Regions from separate parts of the Mus musculus genome. Here region 2 is linked to region 1. The links are chromatin loops, found by intact Hi-C in ENCODE. Cell type or tissue: left cerebral cortex. All regions are shown on one strand. Links, peaks and the distances in the headings refer to the core of each region. The heading gives the core; the rest is flanking DNA. Region 1 overlaps Dock2 (dedicator of cyto-kinesis 2). Region 2 overlaps Dock2 (dedicator of cyto-kinesis 2).

Evidence for each region. Peaks named below come from ENCODE experiments on the same cell type or tissue, not always from the same donor. Only the 100,000 strongest peaks of a DNase experiment are listed, where the experiment ranks them.
Region 2: a loop joins it to region 1, with 5 times the contacts of the local background. A loop is called at or near these places in 4 of 42 quality-filtered maps.

Annotation. Positions count from the first base shown.
Region 1 is chr11:34,703,364-34,706,276 of GRCm38, reverse strand. It overlaps Dock2 (dedicator of cyto-kinesis 2), which reads left to right. Exons shown (of 52, transcript NM_033374.3): 13 at 382-507; 14 at 1,568-1,692. The region is part of intron 2 of Gm51858 (a long non-coding RNA gene); the gene reads right to left. Among named protein-coding and RNA genes, the nearest start is that of Gm51858, 9.8 kb to the right of the region's middle. In left cerebral cortex, for the core only: a CTCF peak has its summit at 1,309 (motif pointing right); DNase peaks (open chromatin) are centred at 1,299 and 2,311.
Region 2 is chr11:34,227,462-34,230,374 of GRCm38, reverse strand. Dock2 (dedicator of cyto-kinesis 2) reads left to right here. Exons shown (of 52, transcript NM_033374.3): 50 at 781-901; 51 at 1,631-1,773; 52 at 2,645-2,913. The coding sequence ends at 2,707. Among named protein-coding and RNA genes, the nearest start is that of Foxi1, 21 kb to the right of the region's middle. In left cerebral cortex, for the core only: a CTCF peak has its summit at 1,194 (motif pointing left); a DNase peak (open chromatin) is centred at 1,189.

The DNA of each region.
Region 1 (2,913 bases), core at 141-2,640:
TCATAAGTGACAGTGAGGAGTTGCTCTCTCCTGTGTGCTGCCCTTTAAGTTACAAGTGGTTTCATCCTTACCCAAGTCCTGGGATACATGAGCTGGTATCCTCTCTGCTTTAGGAGACTCGGGTGCAGAGATTGTAATAACTGTCAGAGGCTGACCCAGCTATAAGTGAACGTTGCCCAGAGCCCCTGGGGTTGGCCTGTTGCATCTGTGAATGTATCTGTTATTTCAGTAGTCTCCTATAGGAGAGATGGAGGAGAGGAAATTGGGGAGGGGGAGGAGAAAGAGGAGGAAGAGGAGGAGGAAGAGGAGGAGGAGGAGGAAGAGAGACAGAGACAGAGAGACAGAGAGACAGAAGCTGAATGTTCATGTGTTCCCTTCCAGGCCTTTGGGTGACCATGAAGATGCTGGTGGGGGACATCATTCAGATCCGTAAAGACTACCCACACTTGGTGGACAGGACCACTGTGGTAGCCCGAAAGCTGGGCTTCCCAGAGATCATCATGCCAGGTGGGACACAGCTGCAGTGACCTTCCTCAAGGGCAGGGCCATGAGCAGGGCTGAGGAGTCCAGCTGTGTAGTTCATAATTTCCTAAGAGTCAACTCCCTTTACTTTATTCCTCTACCTGAACAAAACCACTGCAAACCATGTTTTCCCATACAGTAACATAGATCCCCTTTCTCCCAGTCCTTCTTTATAGGCACCGCTACTTTAATAAGCATTTTTGGAGCTCTGCAACTTGCTTTGTCAGTCAGAAGCTCACGGGTGGCATCTCTGTTTTACTATTCATACCAAGATCCCATTTTACTCGGGGGGGGGGGGGCGGAGTGGTGCTACTCTCCAGCTTTTAGAGCATATTTTATAGTCTGAAGGACCCATGCTTACAGTAACATGTCCAAACGCCATACAAGGTATTCAGAAGTCCCCGCAAGTCTCTCTGTGCCTCTCCTATTAACTAACCATGCCTATTAGTGCATTCAAGACATGCTTGAGGCTTTTCATGAGGCAGATTGTGTAATGACACGCCCTCTGACTCATCCTTTTCTCTCCTGTAGCTAAGTGGTGGTGGTCCAGGGTGGGGCCTGTACTGTGATTTAATGATATCTGCTTTACTTGAGATCTCAATGTCTGCTGTTCACTCCCTTCGGGAGCTCACTCAACCTGTGCTCCTGGCCCTTCACCCTTAGACTCTAGGATTCATGGGAAATCCCTCAACCCTACTTTTGTGCAACAAAAAGGCCTATCCGTGGTTGAGGGCCAAGCTCATTTCGCTTGGTGCTTTCCTTTACCTTCCCAGAAGGTGTCACTAGAGGATGGAAATGCAATGGTTTGAACAGAGAAAACATGGCCAGTTTTGAGCACCCCACCTGGCTTTCTGCTGCTGATTTTTCCAGCATTCCGACCCTCCCTTGCTACTTACATCTCCATCCCTCCTGTCAGGTTAAAAAAAATGCCCTTTCTAAACTGCTCGGATTTTCATTTTATTAATGGTCCTTCCTGCTTCTCCCTGTCCCCTCCACCTCTGTGGTTAGTGCCTGACTCTAACTCTGGTCTTCTCTCCATCCTTAGGGGATGTCAGGAACGACATCTACATCACTCTCTTACAAGGTGACTTTGACAAGTACACCAAGACCACACAGCGGAACGTGGAAGTGATCATGTGTGTGTGCACAGAGGATGGCAAAGTGCTACCTGTAAGGGACTCCAGAGTGCTGAGTGACAGGACCCGGGGCTGAGGGACTGATCATAATTATCTGCTCTCTGAAGGATCAGAGTTTTGGGGAAGACATTGAAACACATGATCTATACTGTGTAGCTTGCTTAATACCTTGTTCTAGGGTCTAATTAGAACCTATGTTAATTAGTCTTTTTACCTAAGCATTCTTCAATGTATACTTTCCTAATCTGTGTCTGTGTGTATGTGTATAAGTGTGTGTGTATGTGTGCCCACTCTTGTTTATAGGTTATCTTTTTTTGTAGTTAAAAATGTTGTTTTCATTGAAGCCCAAGCTAGTTTAATTCAGGCAAAATCCATGGTAAAGATCAATACAGAGCCCTGGGCTGGTGTGGAGGTTCAGAATGTCTTCAAAGCAGACATCCTCAGCACTAAATCCAACTCCGCAGCGCTCACCCAGAAATCTAGGTGGAAAGTCTTATTCGCAAATTGGTCTCCAGAGGGTTAGCAGCATGCATTCAAAAAGGCAAAGCACATGGTTCTATTTACAGAGCATATGTCCTGTGCAATCGTTGTCATGTGTGTTTATATCTATTTGCTTATGTTTCCTTTAAGGTTGTCAGCACTTGTGTCCAGTGTGTGGGAGGGTTTGCTTCTGAATTCTTCCTCTCTGAATATTTAGCTGAAAATGAGATCATGAGATCGGCTCTCAGCAGAAGTTACAGCGTGGGCAAACATTCCTCCTAGGACACCTATAGGGAGTCAGATAGCAGGGGGAGGGGTGCAGAAGGGGGAGCCACCAGCCCTAGCCCTACAGCCCGGAGCTCAGGCCTGCCACAATGTATCTATCACCTTCTGTCTAAAAGTGACTAGCACCCTGAAGATAATAGTCCCCATGTCAGGCTGGGTAGTGGCACCCTGTTTGTTATCACTGGAAGTTCACAAAGGGAGAATAGAAGTTCCGGCGGAGTAAAACAGGTCTTAGGTCCTGCAGTTCACAGTGGCAGAGATGGGGATTGACTCAGCCTCCTCACCACAGTGCCTGTAACCTTAAGAAGATTCTCCAACATATTGCCAGTTTCAAATTGAGGCTGCTGGCAGCTTCAACAAAACCCTGGGAAGACTCTATCGGTTTTAAATGTAAAAAAGGTTTTACAACTGTCTTTTCATTCTTAAAACCACTGTGGTTAATTAATTGCTGATGAGCAAAACCCTAGCAAAACCTCTTTTGTTGGATGCT
Region 2 (2,913 bases), core at 113-2,612, 480 kb after region 1:
ATGTATATGTATATATATATACACATATGCATGCGTATGTATATGCATATATATGTATATATAATATAATATATAATTATTTGTAAATATGATGTATATTTTGAATAAAACACAACCATATATTGTTATATATAATAAAATTATATAATTGATGTTTGGAGAGGGGGCTGAGGCTAGAGGGTGGTGATGAGTTGGAGGGCAGCCTATGATACGCAATGAGTTTCAGAGCAGCCTTATCTGCAGAGTATGCCTTTTGCTCAAAAAGAAATTCAACATTAATAATTACTAATGAAGAGATTTGGCATCACACAGCCCTGAGCTCAATGCAAAGTTATACTGAAAGCCTGCTGCAGACTGGCAAGGGAGTGAGCACAGCAGGGCGAGGCTGCATGAAAGGGCAGGGCCAGCTGATGCCTTCTGGTGAAGGAGAAAAGAAACCATAAACTTCCTAGTGGGCCTCTGAAAGATAGGCACATATTCTATGCTCCAGGACTCTACAGAACACCATTCACCTGAAAGTCTAACAGAACGAACCCTCTCGAACACTCCTAGTGTTCTATAATATGCAACCTATACAGACATATTAGGCAAACTGACATGGAATTGGTAAAAAGCCGAACAAATAGACTGACTATGCTGCCAGGCCCATAGGTGACACTTTAAGTACTTTCCCCTGACCTTTGAGGAGTGATATTTGCCTTATGCTAAGCCCTTATGGTCTGCTTTATTTATATTTATTTGTGTGTGTGTGTGTGTGTCTTTGTGTGTTATATCATCTAGCTTTCTAGAAAGCAAGAGTTCATGAGTGACACCAACCTCTCAGAGCATGCAGCCATCCCTGCCAGGGTGTCTATCCTCTCTCAGATGAGTTTTGCCAGCCAGTCCATGCCCACCATCCCAGGTATGTATTGCCCACTACCCGGTAGTGTGGGCTGCCAGGCTCTCAGGGAGAGGAAAGATGAGAACTCCTTGTCTAGGGCAAGGCAGGCTGGGTGTCTGGAACCAGAAGCCCATGGCTTCTGCACCTTCTCAACGTCCTCCATTAGGGAGGCCATGTGATCAAGTTCTACTTGGAGCAGAAGGGGAAGTCTGCTGTTCCTCTGGGACCACTCCCTACCATGAATCCCTGCATTTGCAGGCAGCAGATTCCAGGCTCTGGGCAGAATAGAACAAGGCAGTTCTGGTGCTGCCCCCTTGAGGCTGAATAGTGCATGACAGTAAAGACATCTGCTCCCACCAGAGTAGCCTGGCAGGGCCGAGCTCCTGCCAGACCCTGCCCTAACTCATTATCCCCACGCCCTACCCCATGGCACCCACCCACGATGTGGAAAATGCCACCATCCTCACTGCAGACATTCAAAGCAGTACACTGAATGTCAGGCTCCCATACAGACCAAGAAGTCAGTGGGAGGCTAAGGTCAGACTTAGCACACTGAAGACCTCAGCCCCAGTGGCCCCAGGCCCTCCCTTTCTCATCCCCCTTTCCATCCCAATACATTTGGACAAGGCTTTGCAAAGGGCCAGGAGACAGGACCACCCAAAGAACAGCCCGAGACTTAAGATACCCATCCTGTCCTCCGAGACCTACCTCTTTCCTGTACCCACTCACTCACATCCGGGTCCCTTCCAGCCCTCACACTCTCCGTGGCAGGCGTGCCTGGGTTGGATGAGGCCAACACATCTCCCCGCCTGAGTCAGACCTTCTTCCAAGTCTCAGATGGTGACAAGAAGACCCTGAAAAAGAAGAAAGTCAATCAATTCTTCAAGACCATGGTGAGCATGCCAGTGGCTGGAGAGACAGGGAATGCTGGGGTCGGGGTGGGGGGAGGGCAACTGAAGGAAAAATCCGGAGGGTCTACACACTTGTTTATATTTTTTGCCTGTGGGTATGTGCCCTTGGCTACTCCCTGAGGGGTGTGGCCAGAGATCCTAAGGCGAGGGCAACTGTCTAGCCACGCCCACCATGCAGTGCTCCTTGGAGCGTTTAACTCCTGTGAGCAAGACTGACCACAGTTCTGGTGAGCGGGGGCTTCTGGGACCTGAGAGCCAGTAGGTGACTAGCCCTGACTTAAGGTCTCCTTTGGAGGTCCTCTCTGAGCCCCAGCAGCCAGCTATCTTCAGAAGCCAACAGAACATTTTTTGGGGGGGCGGGGGAGGGGAAGGATGGCAAAGCACTTTCCTATTCTACCTACATTACAAAAAAAAAATCCTTCAAATTAAAAGTTGGTTTTGAATTACTGACTCTTGAAGTCCCACCTCCTGTTGTTACCCTGTCGGTCCTCATCTGGGATCAAGAAGGTACGGACGCACTTCCGATCCTCCAGGTGCTATGAATCAGAGCAGAGATACTATAAAAAATCACAGGTTGCCTGAGAGGCTGCATGGGTGAGTCAGGCACCACGCTAAGCACTTCCCCATCATTATACTGTTTGATCCTTCCCTGTTACAGGATGGTTTTTGCTAGACTCACAGAGTTAGTTAAGCTATGTGCAGAATTCACACAGCTAGCAAACTTCCCCAAGGTCATCGCAACTCCCAATCCCTTGTCTTTAGGCATAGGTCGAGGCTGTGGGGTCTAGGGTGCTCCCTGATGCTGCATGTGCCAATCCCATCTTGCTGACCTGTTTGCGTATCTTCCACAAAGCTGGCTAGCAAGTCGAGTGAAGAAAGCAAGCAGATCCCAGACTTCCTGTCCACCAACATGTGAGGCACTGCTGAGCCGAGCACTGTGGGAACTCGAGCGGGAATGCATGAGTATGACCTTGGAGTTCCACAAGGAGACAAGTCTGTAAAAGAGACAGATGATCTCAAGGGGCCCCCAGAACTCAAGTGATGACTAGCCTTGCATCTCCTGTGGCCACTACAACAGTGATGGATGACTCAACAGACAAAGAAGCCCCACCATGGATTGTT